Linked DNA regions of Homo sapiens: region 2 is linked to region 1. The links are chromatin contacts, found by Hi-C or POLR2A ChIA-PET in ENCODE. All regions are on one chromosome and are shown on one strand. Each heading gives the region's core, a stretch centred on a gene start or an enhancer-like site at or near the end of the contact. The rest is flanking DNA. Distances are from core to core; before and after follow the strand shown.

Region 1 (7,639 bases), core at 2,332-4,831:
CCTGCTGCCCAACAGCACTGACACCACGGGACCCTCACCCCGTCTCCATCCATGTCTGGGTGTGGGCCCTTACCAGGACCATGCCCAGTGCAGCCTCTTCCCAAGTTCATGTGATTGGGTCACAAGAGATGGAATCTAAGTGAGATGAGAGGGACTGAGGGAAGGCATGGGTGAGTGTGAGCAAACCTGTCAGGCAGGACACTTCTTGAGACCCAGAGAAGATTCCCAACTCCAAGGCCCAGGGTTTCTGAAAGGAAAGAGACAGAACAATCCACCGAGAATATCATCTCACCTGAGGAAGAACCATTCCTGACGCCTTTGCTTTCCTCTTCCCCTTCCGGGTTTCTTCCTCATGTACCAAGAGTCCTTAGAAGTCAATCCTGAATGTTAAAAATATGTTGTTTATTGCTCAGAATCAATACACCCCATTCCTGTAACATAACAACACATACAAAGGAGACCTCACCCTGAGGAAATATGGTCCCCTCTGCTGCCCACTGCACCAGAGACGATAAACTCCTACAGGAAAACTCCCGCACCCTTCTGGAGAAGCCCACACCACACCCTTCTGGAGGAGTCCACACACGCTGCAGCAGTGGGGAGCTGGGCTGGAATGAGCTCCTCTTCAGGGCGCAGACCCAGCCCTGACCAAACCCCATGCAGAAACTGGGTGCAGTGGCTCATGCCTGTCATCCCAGCACTCTGGGAGGCTGAGGCAGGTGGATCGCTTAATCTCAGGGGTTTGAGATCAGCCTGGGCAACATGGTGAAACCCCATCTTTGCCAAAAATACAAAAACATAGCCAGGCATGAAGGTACACGTCTGTGTGTCTATGTTCCCAGCTACTTAGGAAGCTGAGGAGACAGAATCGCTTAAGCTCAGGAATTAGAGACCAGCCTGCCAACATGTTGAAACCCTCTACTAGAAATACAAAAATTGGGCTGGCCACAGTGGCTCATGCCTGTAATACTAGCACTCTGAAAGGCCAAGGTGGGCAGATTGTTTGACGTCAGGAGTTCGAGAGTAGCCTGGGCTACATGGTGAAACTCCATCTCTACTAAAAATACAAAAAGTAGCTGGGCTTGGTGGGCGTCTGTAATCCCAGCTAGTTGGGAGGCTGAAGCAAGAGAATCGCATGAATCTGGGAAGCTGAGATTGTGGTGAGCCGAAATCACGCCACTGCACTCCAGCCTGGGAAACAACAGGGAAATTCCAACTCAAAAAAAAAAAAAAACTATGTAGACCACGTGCGGTGGCTCTTTCCTGTAATCTCAGTACTCTGGGCGGCCAAGGCAGGAGGATACTTTGAGCCCAGGATTTTGAGACTAGCCTGGGAAACACAGTGAAACCTCGTTTCTACAAAAAAAAAAAAAAGAAAGAAAAAGAAAACTAGCCGGGCTTCTTGGTGGCTCATCACTGTGGTCCCAGCTACTTAGGAAGCTGACGTAGGAGGATTACTTGAGCCCAGGAGGACCAGGCTGCAGTTAAAGATCATGCCACTGCATTCCAGCCTAGGCAATTGGCCAGACCCTGTCTCTTAATGTTAGTTAATTAATTAAGTTAAAAATTATGTGTTAACAGAAAGGGATTTTTTTCTCACTTCACTGCCCCACTCCCTACCCCACTCTGGGAAAAGGGAACAGAGTGACTCACAAGTGAATAAGTCACTCCACTGTAGCTGAATAGGGATTCCAAGTGGAAGCTAACCTCTGAGGCCAACATTCATAGAATGTACATGTCTTATAGATAGGATTCTTAAAATTCTCAATCTCATCTGTATAATTTAAGCAGTTTTAAGTTACTAGATTATATACAAAGAAGTCAAATGTCACAACTAATCGTATCCAATGAACTCACCCACTCATCTAAACCCAAAGTCCTCCGCCCCTTTTTTTCTTTTGAGACAGGGTCTTGCTCTGTTGACCAGGCTGGAGTGCAGTGACATGATCTCGGCTCACTGCAGCCTGGACCTCCTGGGTTCAAGTGATCCTTCTGCCTCGGCCTTCAGAGTAGCTGGGATTACAGGTGCACACTATCATGCCCGGTTGTTTTTTTTTTTTTTTGGTAGAGATGGGGGTCTCACTATGTTGCCCAAGCTAGACTCGAACTCCTGTACTCAAGCAATCTTCTTGCCTCAGTCTCCTAAAGTGCTGGGATTACAGGCGTAAGCCACTGCGCCCAGCCCATCTTTCTTCATTACTGTGCTTCCCTCCCTAATTGTGTACATATCTCTCATTCTCCCCTTCTCTCTCTAGCTCTTGTTTTCTTTTCTTTTTACCTGGCATTCTGCTCCTCATTTTGTACCCCTCTCCTCTCCTGCTGTTTATCCCCTTCTTCCCTCTATTCCTTCTCTTCCACCTCTTCTGCTCCATCCTCGCAACTTACCTAACTTCTTGCTGTTCCTTCTCCCCAATCGTTCTATCGTCCTCAATCTTGATATATTTCCGCCTCTTCTCCCATCTCTGTGCATCCTCTGCTCTCCCTGTTAAATTCCGTCTTCCCTGTTATACCCCCTGTCCCCAATATGTGGAACCACAGATCCCCAGGTGTCCTCCCTGCTGTGGTTCTCCCTCTGTTCTCCTTGCCACCAGCACCACTCTGCTCTGTCTGCCCTGGCTCCAAATCCCTCCTCCTCTCCCTCACTCTGATGAGATTCCCTCTTTGCTGCCCCTCTCCCTACCTTGCTGTCCTTCATCTCTCTGTACATCTAGGTTTCTCTACGTTTCTCCAGTTACTTTTCTCCTCCTGCTTTCTTTTTTTTTCTTTTCACTTTTGCTGTCTCTTGACAAATCCATCACCCACCCTCTACTTTGCCCTCTGTTATGGGTCTTTCTCATTCTTTTCTCTGTCTCAGCTTTTCTACTGCTCTGTCTCCCAATGCCTTTGGCCGACACAATCACAGGAGGGTTTGGATAAGACGCCTGCATCCCGGAGGAGCTCGTTTTCCGGGGGCTGGAGCTGGGCAGGCAAGAACACCCCGTGTCACAGGACAGGCCCCGGGTACCTCCCCAACGCGGGTTCAGGGGAAGAGGTGACTGTGGAGGAGAGACCTGTGGAGCAGCAGGGCCCGCCACGAGGAGGGAGGTGGGGGGGAGACGGCGCCTTAAGACAAGGTTGGGGTCTGCAGGATTCCAGGACCAGGCAAAGTACGCGGCCTCCCTGGGACTGGGGCCCTGGCGCTGCGCTCCAGTGGCCTACGAAGGCGAGGGTGGGAGGCGCCCAGGGCGGGAATCCAGCTCTCGGGTGAGGACTTTAAAAAGCGAGGGGCGGGAGGAGTCAGAAAACAGTTTTGAGCAGGAAAACTACGCGACAGGAAGTGTATACATCGCCCTACAGCAGAAAGACCGGGGACAGCCCAGCCTCAGGGCGACTTTAAACCCAAAAGGAAGCGATATCCGGACTCTCATGGGGACGTCTCAATTTGTCCTGGGTGAAGGAAGAAGGGAGAGAATTTCCAGGTCTGTGGGGACCCCACGTCTCAGGTACAGCAGCGCCGGGGACCTGGTAAGCGCAGACTTAATAGAAGAGCGAAACTCACCGCCACGGTGTAACTTTCACTCCACATAATCCGCTTCCGGGTTTGCGCGCATGTGCGCGCGCAGTACAGAAGCCAGGTCTGGGCGGGGCCCGCGAGGTGGGCGGGGCCTGGATGAGGTAGGGGCGGGGTGGGAAGCCGAGAGACTTTCCCCTTTAGAACCAGCAGTGGGCGGGGCCAGGGCGGGACCTGTGAGTCTCTCAGCATCGTTCCCAGCGCAGAGGCATTTTTCGGGTTTTGGAGGCGAGACCGGCCAGGAAGGCTGAGGCATGATTCAAAAGCCCTGGAATTATCTGGAACGGGGATGCAAACTAGAATGTGAAATGCAAAGCCCTGCCTGGGCGGAAGGTACAATTTCATGCTGATAGCCCACAGAACCGAATAGAAATCCTCTCCCTTTCTATTCTCCATTCACTTGGGAGAGAGTCCACGCTGTGCTCAGCTTTAGAGACTCAGGCCACTGCCTGAGATGCAGGATGGAGTGCTCAGGCCAAGGATGGGTGAGGTCACCACCTGCGGCTTAAACACAGCTGGGATATGGGCGCGGGAGTGGGAGCCTGAGGTCCCAGCTATTCAGGAAGCAGCGGCGGGAGGATCGCCGAGCCTGGGAGTTCAGGCCAGCCTGGGCGACAAAGTAACACCCCCTCCCGCAGGGCTCCCTTCCTCGTCTCTCTCTCTCTTTTCTTTTTTATAATAAAATTTTTGATGATGTTACATAGGGATCCAACATTATTCTTTTCCACGTGGATATCCAGTTAGTTGTCCCAGCGTATTTGTGTAAGAGATCTATCAGTTTCTTTTTTTGTTTCTTGAGATGGAGTTTTGCTCTAGTTGACCAGGCTGGAGTGCAATGGCGCGATCTCTGTCTCCCAGGTTCAATCGATTCTCATGCCTCTATCTCCCAAGTAGCTGGGATCACAGGGATGTGCCACCATGCCCTGCTAATTTTGTATTTTTAGTAGAGATGGGATTTCTCCATGTTGGTCAGGTTGGTCTCAAATTTCCGACCTCAAGTAATCCGCCCGCCTCGGCCTCCCAAAGTGCTGGGATTACAGGTGTGAGCCACCGCGCCCGGCTTATTTTCTTTTATATATTTAGTTTTTTCTATTTTTTTTTTTTTTTTTTTTTGAGGCAGAGTTTTCTTTTTTGGCCAGGCTGGAATGCGGTGGCGAGATCTGGGCTCACTGCAGCCTCTGCCTCCTGGGTTGAACCGATTTTCCTGTCTCAGCCTCCGGAGTAGTTGACATTACAGACGCGCACAACCATGCCCGGCTAATTTTTGTATTTTCGATACAAACGAGGTTTCACTATATTGGCTAGGCTGGTCTCGAACTTCTGACTTCAAGTGATCTGACTGCCTCAGCCTCTGAAAGTGCTGGGATTATAGTCATAAGCCACACTTCCTGGCCCAAAAAATATTCATTTCTTTACTCTTTAAATTTTGAGAAAATATAATGGAAAACAAAAAAAATCTTCCCCCCAATGAGAAATCATCTTCACGATGATAATAGTGAAAGAAATAAAAACCACATTATTAATAAGTAAGCCTTAAACCAGAATGTGATGGGAAATTGAGGCAAACAGCTAAGAGGTTGAAAAGAGACAAGGAAACTTCACTGTTCTATACAACCCATTGAGTACATGTTTTCAAGATAAACACTAATCAGTCCTCAGGGAAGAGGACTTGACAACACTCTTGGTCACACATAGTTCATCCTGGCTCTATTTGGTAATGGAGGTGACCATCTGTGTCAGCTAATTAGCTTCATCCAGAGGGAGGGGGAAAACCCTAACCCATGTCTTTTTGACGAGTGTGAGTTTTACAACATAGCGACGCGTGCCCTCTCTGGTCAGGCGCCTACAATCCGACAGAAACTGACGTCAGCAGTAAATAATAAAATTTAGAATGTAAGATTAAGTACTGAGTTTATGTGAACACAAAGCTTGAAGAAAGCCACCTGGAAACACCAACTCCAAATAAATGAGATCGGCGTTCCAAAGTAGAGACGTTAAGGTTTCACACACAGGGAAAGACAGAGAATCTTTAGCAGAATCATGACAGCTTTCATTCAAGCCCAGTGCATAGGTTGCAGCAACTTGATTGGTTATGGATTGATACAATTCGAGGAAGGTCACTTTATCACTCCATAAGAAGTAACAATGATCCCATGAGGTCTTATCTCTGGGGCTGCTTAGTCTTCCTAATTATTAACAGGAAAACTCTTTTTTGTTTTTCTTTGAGAGGCAGTATTGCTCTGTCGCCCAGTGGTGCAATCTCAGCTCACTGCAACCTCCACCTCCTGGGTTCAAGCAGTTCTACTGACTCTAATTGTCAGTCCTCTCTGCAACCAGCGCCCCAGTCCACCCCTTTACTGAGGTCCCTGCCCTCCCCACTGCGCTGCCCCAGACTGAGGGGGGAGTTCGCCCCGACTGCAGGACTCTGCCTGCTCAAACAAGGCGCTTTGCATTAAAACCATTTTCAACTTAAGAGGAAAAACGATTCAGTGTTCAGTACAGGTGTCCTACTACAACATGTTGTTTTATCTTCGATTGTCTGAAACACTAACTTGAAATGGGCAGGAAACATCCCTGTGATATTAGGGGTAATATCACGGCACATCAGAACCAATCCACCAATCAGAACTCGGAGGATTTAGTCCAGGCGGGCAAGAGGATGACAGCAGGCGACATCTGGGGCCCAGCTGAGGAGAGAGCCCGAACCCGACCCTTGCCGGCCCCCACCCTTCAGAACAACACCCCCTCCAGACCCCGCCCCCAAGATGACGATAACCCTCTGGTTCTGCCCTTTCCCATTGTATGGCCTGGCCCCCAGGCGGCCTCCTCCCTCTTGCCCCGCCCCAGTCTTGTTCCAGGCACCGCCCCCACGCTCTAGCTCTCCTAGGTTCCTGCTTAAGTTTATACACTCATGGTCCACAGAGTCCTAAGCAGAAATATGGAAGACACCAAGCTCTGGTAATGTATCTATCTGACAGACTGAGCGTCTGCCTCAAGAACATAGCAATAGCAATACTAAGTGAAATATTAGGAAGTTTCACGTATGTATATAATTGATCATTTATTATTTGCAGCTTTAAATTGGCTAAAATTACATAGCATGGGTTTTTATTTTAATCAAATATTAGAAATATATCATTCATAAATGGAATCTAAGCACACAAAGTTGAAGAGCATTTCCCTATGTTGAATAAATATGAAGGAGTTCAGATTTTGGAACTGATTTAGTGCTTTCCATTACACTTAGTTCTTTTCTTTTCTTTTACTGTTTTTTGAGATGGAGTTTCTCTCTTGTTGCCCAGGCTGGAGTGCAATGGCGGCATCTCGATCATTTTGGAACTGATTTTGTGCTAGTTTTTTTCCTATTCTTTTTTTTCTGTGTTCATGAGCTTGTGAACCAAAAGTATCTAACAGGTCTCAATCAATTTAGAAATCTCCTTTGCCAAGGTTAAAAATGCACCTGTGACACAGCCTCAGGCGGTCCCGACCACAGGTGCCCAAGGTTTTCAGGCTGCAGTTTGGTTTTACATATTTTACAGAGACATGAGACATCAATCAATACATATAAGATGTACATTAATTCGGTCTGGAAAGGTGGAAAAACTGGAATTGGGGGGCTTCCGGGTCACAGGTAGATAATAAATTATCACATTCTTTGAGTGACTCATCAGCCTTTCACTGAATACACAATTTATATATGAGAGGGAGTAGAGGAATAGTCACTTATGCCTTAATCTGGCTCATTGACTCTGAATTTTTACATAAATAGGGCAGGGGAAGCAGTCAGATAGGCATTTGACTCAGGTGTACAGAGGGACGGGTTCTGTCCCACACCTGTGCAGATAAGCTATCAGTTTACATTGCCAGGGTAAAATTCAACAGAACTATTTTAGGGTGAAGAGCTTGAGGCTTCCAGTTTGTGAGGGGAGTATTGTAGCTTTTTTTTTTTTTTTTTTTTTTTTTTTTTGAGACAGTTTTGCTCTTGCCCAAGCTGGAGTGCAGTGGCCCAATCTCGGCTCACTGCAACCTTCGCCTCTTGGGTTCAAGCGATTCTCCTGCCTCAGCCTCTTGAGTAGCTGGGATTATAGG
Region 2 (7,639 bases), core at 3,489-5,988, 1.2 Mb after region 1:
CTTCAGATGGGGACATTATCCTGGTTATCTGGGCAGGACCCATGGAATCACAAGAGTCTTTTTTTTGAGACAGAGTCTTGCTCTGTTGCCCAGGCTGGAGTGCAGTGGCACGAACTCGGATCACTGCAAGCTCCGCCTCCCAGGTTCACACCATTCTCCTGCCTCAGCCTTCCGTATAGCTGGGACTACAGGTGCCCGCCAACACGCCTGGCTAATTCTCTTTTTTTTGTATTTTTAGTAGAGATGGGGTTTCACCATGTTAGCCAGGATGGTCTTGATCTCCTGACTTCGTGATCCACCTGCCTCAGCCTCCCAAAGTGCTGGGATTACAGGCGTGAGCCACCGCACCCAGCCACAAGAGTCTTTATAAGAAGAAGACAGGAGGGTTAGTGTAAGAGGAAGATGTGACTGGGTGCAATGGCTCATGCCTGTAATCCTAGCACTTGGGGAGGCCAAGGCAGGTAGATCACCTGAGGCCAGGAGTTTCACACCAGACTGGTCAACACAGTGAGGCCCCATCTCTACAAAATATGTGTTAGCAGAATTTATGAATTCTGATGGAAGAGCAAGTTTATAATTCCCTCTGTCTCCTGCATCATGCCAACTTTGTTTCATGCTCCTAATCAATTAAGACCCCTCAGACACACACACACACACACACACACACACACACACACACACACACACACAAAAGCCTTCATAGCCAGGCGCAGTGGCTCACACCTGTAATCCCAGCACTTTGGGAGACTGAGGCGGGCAGATCACCTGAGGTCAGGAGTTTGAGACCAGCCTGGCCAACATGGTGAAACCCCGTCTCTACTAAAAATACAAAAATTAGCCGGGCTTGGTGGCACGCACCTGTAATCCCAGCTACTTGGGAGGCTGAGGCAGGAGAATCACTTGAACCCGGGAAGCAGAGGTTGCAGTGAGCCGAGACTGCGCCACTGCACTCCAGCCTGGGCAACAGAGCGAGACTCTGTCTCAAAAAAAGAAAAAAAAAATTAGCTGGGGTTTGGTGGCGGGTGCCTGTAGTCCCAGCTACTCAGGAGGCTGGGGCAGGAAAATCACTTGAACTCAGGAGGCGGAGGTTGCAATGAGCCAAGATCCCGCCATTGCACTCCAGCCTGGGTGACAGAGTAAGACTCCGTCTCAAAACAAAACAAAAAAAACCTTCACAGCTTTTTATGAGACATTCTCCCACATCCAGTCCCTTCCAGGACTAATATTCTGTTGCATGGCATGCAGCAGTTTTGAGCAGGGGAGGGATGGAGTCAGGTCTGGGTTAAGGAAGATTCCTCAAGGCCCTTGTGGAAGGCAGACCAAACAGAGGAGGCCTGGATTGGGAGAGCGAGAAGCTGAAGCCTTCATGTTTCAGGAGATGGAGATAATGCCTGAGTAAGGGCAGGCGGTGGGTGCATCCTGGGAGTGTGGGGATGGCAGTGATCATTAGAGGGGAGGAGAAAGGTTTGGCAAACCTGAACTACCTACAGACCCCATCTGAGCTTCCTCAAGTGGCTCACGACGCAGGCTCCTTCCACGCCACTGCTGCAGGTGGTGGTAAAACTAATTTCTAGGAATTCGGAAGCGAGGCTTGGGGGAAGCTGAATCCACATCTGTCTACTTCATGCTTCCACTTTCAAGATAGAACTTTCTCATGGGGAAAGAAGAGAATTGGCAACTTCTATAGCTGCTTCTGGGCTTAGTGCCATTTCTGGAAACACAAGAATGAATCTAAAGACAAGGAATGCCATTTTCCTTTTTTTTTCTTTTTTTTTTTTTGTTTTTAGTAGATGGGGTTTCACCATGTTGCCCAGGATGGCCTTCAACTCCTGAGCTCAAGCGATCCTCCCACCTCGGCCTCCCAAAGTGCTGGGATTACAGGCATGAGACACCGCACCCAGCCCAATTTTCCTTTTTTAAAAAATTTTTTTGCTGGGTGCAGTGGCTCACGCCTGTAATCCCAGCATTTTGGGAGGCTGAGGCGGGTGGATCATTTGAGGTCAGGAGTTCAAGACCAGCCTGGCCAACATGGTGAAACCCCATCTCTACTAAAAATACAAAAATAACCTGGGTATGGTGGTGGGCACCTGTAATCCCAGCTACTTGGGAGGCTGAGGCAGAAGAATCACTTGAACCCAGGAGTGGAGGTTGCAGTGAGCCGAGATCACATCACTGCATTCCAGGCTGGGTAACAGAGACACCATCTCAAATAAATAAATAAATAAATAAATAAATAATAGAAGTTGTCACCACCACCTGCTTGCCACTCCCTTGAATTCTTTCCTGTGTGAAGCCAAGAACTATCCCGGGGTAAGCCCTGTTTTGGGGCCTCACTTGCCTAGCATCACAAGGATAAACCCATTCAAAGCAGGTGCTAATTTGCCCTGTTGGTTTTCAACTAGAAGAGAAATTATTATCATCAGGGACATTTATAAAAATTATATATAGAAGGCTGGGTGTGGTGGCTCACGCCTGTAGTCCCAGCACTTTCGGAGGCCAAGGTGGGCAGATCACTTGAGGTCAGGAGTTTGAGACCAGCCCGGCCAACATGGCGAAACCCCGTCTCTACTAAAAATACAAAAATTAGCCGGATGTGCTATCGCGCACCTGTAATTCCAGCTACTCGGGGGGCTGAGGCACGAGAATCACTTGAACCTTGGAGGTGGAGGTTGCAGTGAGCCGAGATCACGCCACTGCACTCCAGCCTGGGTGACTGAGTGAGACTCTGTCTCAACAACAACAACAAATTAAAAATAAAAAAATAAATAAAAATACAAAAATTATCCAGGCATGGTGGCGTGTGCCTGTAATCCCAGCTACTCGGGAGGCTGTGGCAGGACAATCTCCTGAACCTGGGAGGCGGAGGTTGCAGTAAGCCGAGATCACACCACTGCACTCCAGCCTGGGCCACAGAGTGAGACTCCGTCTCAAAAAAAAAAATTATATATAGATGAAATATTTTATATACATTACAATAAGAATTATAAATATATAAATATGTATATGAAATTGGTCCCTCTCTAGACTTCCTGAATCAGGATCTTGGTGGGGCAGGGGCCATCAAACATATGTTTCTTTTTCCTTTTTTTCTTATATTAATTTTTTGAATAGAGATGAGGTCTCACTATGTTGCCCAAGCTGGTCTGGAACACCTGAGCTCAAGTGATCCTCCCACCTCAGCCTCCCAAAGTGCTGGGATTACAAGTGTGAACCACCACGCCTGGCTAAATACATGTTTTTATAATATAAAGCTCCCCTAGTGATTCTGCTGAGAAACATTTCTCTGTGTTAGTACTAGAAAGGCACAGAGAAATGCTTGTTTTTCTATCAGCAGAATTTCCCTTTTGCCATTCCGGAAGAGACCTGTTTCCTTTGAGGGAATACTTTGAGAAGTCACTTGAGTATGAAATCTGTTAACTGGAGAAATTTTGCAGTATGGTGTTTGCTTGTTTGCAGGTAAAACTAAATCATTCAGGATAAAAAGGCATTTTAGAAGCCACGTGGGGAAAGGCAGAAGGAAAGGAAATAGGAGGTGTCAGGTGCCTGGGAAGAACATTTGGAGGGTTTATGGAGATGAGTAATAGGAATTTAAATTGCTTTACTATATGGTGTACGATGAAAACTGTCTTCTACCCCAACCAAACCCATCATCAGTAAAACCTATGCTGCTCGCTAGCACGTTGTGAACATGGATTTGCTGCGTTTTTTTGTTTTGTTTTTTTGCTTTTTCTGAGACAGTTTCGCTCTTTCTGCCCAGGCTGGAGTGCAATGGCGCCATCTTGGCTCACTGCAATCTCCTCTTCTCGGGTTCAAGCGATTCTCGTGCCTCAGCCTCCAAGTAGCTGGGACCACAGGCGCGTGCCACTACACCCGGCTAATTTTTGTATTTTTAGTAGAGACAGGGTTTCACTGTGTTGGTCAGGCTGGTCTCAAACTCCTGACCTCAGGTGATCTACCTGCCTCGGCCTCCCAAAGTGCTGGGATTACAGGCGTGAGCCACCATGCCTGGCCTGATTTGCTTTTACAGGCAGTGTGACAAAATGGTGTCTCTAACTGGCATTGAATGACTGTCCCGTGGGAGGCCACATCTGAGGTTTCTGTGCCTCTTTGTTGTCACATAGAGAGGATACCGAGTGCTACCCACTGTTCCCATGACCATCACCAGCATCACTAGCTCACCACGAACTGGCTAGAAAATGGAAATCATCATTCTCCACCTATGAATGGGGAAACTGAGGCTGAGAGGGAAGCTCTGAGTGTGTGGCCTACACAGCAGTGCTGGAAAATGATGGAGACGACTCTGAAAGCCAGTTCTGGCTCCAAACTTCAAGCAGCTAAAATCCTCATCAGCTTGTACAATGAGGCCAACCCTCCAATTTGAAAGAGGGATAGACTGAGGTCCAAAGTAGCAAAGTCACCTGCAGACCATCATATAGCACTCAAAAGTTGCCCAGGGGCTGCTAGGATGCAGTCTTCTTCTTCCTTTTTTTTTTTTTTTCTAATGAGATGGAGTCTTGCTCTGTCACAAGGCTGGAGTGCAGTGATGTTATCTCAGCTCACTGCAACCTCCACCTCCTGGGTTCAAGCAATTCTCCTGTCTCCGCATCCCGGGTAGCTGCGATTACAGGCACCTGCCACCACTCCCAGCTAATTTTTGTATTTTTAGTAGAGACGGATGATCTCGATCTCCTGACCTCGTGATCCACCCGCCTCGGCCTTCCAAAGTGCTGGGGTTACAGGCGTGAGCCACCGCGCCCAGCCACAGTCACTTTCATCAGGGCCTGAGTGTAGGGGTTGTGAAACTTCCTCCCCTGTGAGCTATGTCCTCACTTTTACCACAGACCCTGGCAGGAAACATCCTGGCTGTGACTTTCCCTGTGGGTTTTAGGAACAGTTGCACAGGGTCCAGCCCCACCACAGGCTCCACTACCCTTGCCCTGATCAATCGGGAAGATTCAGCCACAGCTGATGGTACTAAAACTTTGGTTTTTTTTTTTTTTTGAGATGGAATCTCACTCTGTTGCCCAGACTGGAGTGCAGTGGTGCCTTCTCAGCTCACTGCAACCTCCGCTTCCCAGGTTTAAGTGATTCTCATGTCTCAGTCTCCGCAGTAGCTGGGATTACAGGCACCCACCACCATGCCCGGCTAAGTTTTGTATTTTTAGTAGAGATGGGGTTTCACCATGTTGGCCAGGCTGGTCTCGAACTCCTGACCTCAAGTGATCTGCCCGCCTTGGCCTCCCAAAGTCCTGAAATTACAGGCATGAGCCACCTCACTCAGCCGGATGATACTTAAAACTTAGTATCAGGGAGAAGTAGGTGGCACTTAAAGAAAATGTATTATGTTCCTTCCTTCTCAGACCAATAATCTCCCTCTGTATTAGCTAAGTTTCCTCAGAGAAACAGAATCAATGGAAGGGAGACATCCACACACAGAGAGTTAGAGAGAAAGGGATTTATTATGGGGACTGGCTCACAGGCATGCAGAGCCCTAGGAGTTGCACCATCTGCCAGCTGCCAGCTGTAGAAGCAGGAAAGCTGGTGTGGAATTCACTCCAGGACCAAAGGCCTGGGAACCAGGAGCTCCGATGTCCTAGGGCAAGAGAAGATGGACTTTCCAGTTTAAAAAAAGAGGGCAGGCTGGGCGTGGCAGCTCACGCCTGTAATCCCAGCACTTTGGGAGGCCGAGGTGGGCAGATTACCTGAGGTCAGGAGTTCGAGCTCCACCTGACCAACATGGAGAAACCCCATCTCTACTAAAAATACAAAATTAGCTGGGTGTGGTGGCACATGCCTGTAATCCCAGTTACTCGGGAGGCTGAGGCAGGAGGATCGCTTGGACTCAGGAGGCGGAGGTTGCGGTGAGCCAAGATAGCACCATAGTACTCCAGCCTGGGCAAAAAAAAGGGCAGGCCGGGCGCAGTGTCTCAAACCTGTAATCCTAGCATTTTGGGAGGATGAGCCAGGAGGATTGCTCGAGCCCAGGAGTTTGAGACCAGCCTGGGCTGTCAGGCCTCTGAGCCCAAGCCAAGCCATCGCATCCCCTGTGACCTGCACGTATACGCCCAGATGGCCTGAAGTAACTAAAGAATCACAAAAGAAGTGAATATGCCCTGCCCCACCTTAACTGATGACATTCCACCACAAAAGAAGTGTAAATGGCCGGTCCTTGCCTTAACTGATGACATTACCTTGTGAAAGTCCTTTTCCTGGCTCATCCTGGCTCAAAAAGCTCCCCCACTGAGCACCTTGCGACCCCCACTCCTACCCACCAGAGAACAAACCCCCTTTGACTGTAATTTTCCTTTACCTACCCAAATCCTATAAAACGGCCCCACCCTTATCTCCCTTCGCTGACTCTCTTTTCGGACTCAGCCCACCTGCACCCACGTGAAATAAACAGCTTTATTGCTCACACAAAGCCTGTTTGGTGGTCTCTTCACACGGACGCGCGTGAAATTTGGTGCCGTGACTCGGATCGGGGGACCTCCCTTGGGAGATCAATCCCCTGTCCTCCTGCTCTTTGCTCCGTGAGAAACATCCACTTACGACCTCAGGTCCTCAGACCGACCAGCCCAAGAAACATCTCACCAATTTCAAATCTGGTAAGCGGCCTCTTTTTACTCTCTTCTCCAACCTCCCTCACTATCCCTCAACCTCTTTCTCCTTTCAATCTTGGCGCCACACTTCAATCTCTCCCTTCTCTTAATTTCAATTCCTTTCATTTTCTGGTAGAGACAAAAGAGACACGTTTTATCCGTGAACCCAAAACTCCGGCGCCGGTCACGGACTGGGAAGGCAGCCTTCCCTTGGCGTTTAATCATTACAGGGACGCCTCTCTGATTATACACTCACATTTCAAGGGTGTCAGACCACGCAGGGACGCCTGCCTTGGTCCTTCACCCTCAGCGGCAAGTCCCGCTTTCCTAGGGGGCAAGAACCCCCCAATCGCTTATTTCCGCACCCCAACCTCTTATCTCTGCGCCCCAATCCCTTATTTCCACACCCTGACCTCTTATCTGTGTGCCCCAATCCCTTATTTCCGTGCCCCAACCCCTTCTCTGCTTTCCTGGAGGGCAAGAACCCCCCACCCCTTCTCCGTGTCTCTACTCTTTTCTCTGGGCTTTCCTCCTTCACTATAGGTAAGTTTCCACCTTCCATTCCTCCTTCTCCCTTAGCCTGTGTTCTCAAAAACTTAAAACCTCTTCAACTCACACCTGACCTAAAACCTAAATGCCTTATTTTCTTCTGCAATGCCGCTTGACCCCAATACAAACTGGACAGCAGTTCCAAATAGCCGGAAAACGGCACTTTCAATTTTTCCATCCTGCAAGATCTAAATAATTCTTGTCGTAAAATGGGCAAATGGTCTGAGGTGCCTGACGTCCAGGCATTCTTTTACACATCAGTCCCTTCCTAGTCTCTGTGCCCAGTGCAACTCGTCCCAAATCTTCCTTCTTTCCCTCCCGCCTGTCCCCTCAGTACCAACCCCAAGCGTCGCTGAGTCTTTCTAATCTTCCTTTTCTACAGACCCGTCTGACCTCTCCCCTCCTCGCCAGGCCGAGCTAGGTCCCAATTCTTCCTCAGCCTCCGCTCCTCCACCCTATAATCCTTCTACCACCTCCCCTCCTCACACCCG

What was found. Hi-C counts contacts between places; a loop is a spot of excess contacts on that map. ChIA-PET counts read pairs that join two places held with the same protein, here RNA polymerase II (POLR2A). Pooled maps may share reads with other maps.
Region 2: a loop to region 1 is called in a map of CD14-positive monocyte, with 12 times the contacts of the local background. The contact joins the enhancer-like site here to the promoter of ZNF83 in region 1. A Hi-C loop is called at or near these places in 2 of 168 maps with a recorded cell type or tissue (CD14-positive monocyte and CD8-positive, alpha-beta T cell) and 4 of 50 pooled maps. POLR2A ChIA-PET finds 5 or more read pairs at or near these places in 1 of 52 experiments (H1).

What each region holds. Positions count from the first base shown.
Region 1 is chr19:52,634,774-52,642,412 of GRCh38, forward strand. It overlaps ZNF83 (zinc finger protein 83), which reads right to left and starts at 3,582. Exons shown (of 3, transcript NM_018300.4): 1 at 3,539-3,582; 2 at 293-380. It overlaps LOC137778871 (a long non-coding RNA gene), which reads left to right. Exons shown (of 3, transcript NR_197425.1): 3 at 1-806. It also overlaps the pseudogene LOC124904757. RefSeq lists enhancers at 2,510-3,028, 3,029-3,546, 3,300-3,419 and a silencer at 3,630-3,829.
Region 2 is chr19:53,825,398-53,833,036 of GRCh38, forward strand. No RefSeq gene overlaps it. Among named protein-coding and RNA genes, the nearest start is that of NLRP12, 4.9 kb to the left of the region's middle. RefSeq lists enhancers at 4,158-4,927, 5,698-6,465, 7,236-7,639. Within about 2 kb of position 4,739, at least 3 of the 41 ENCODE cell types and tissues checked have a DNase peak (open chromatin) inside an H3K27ac peak, as active enhancers do; they include CD14-positive monocyte, where a contact is called at or near this core.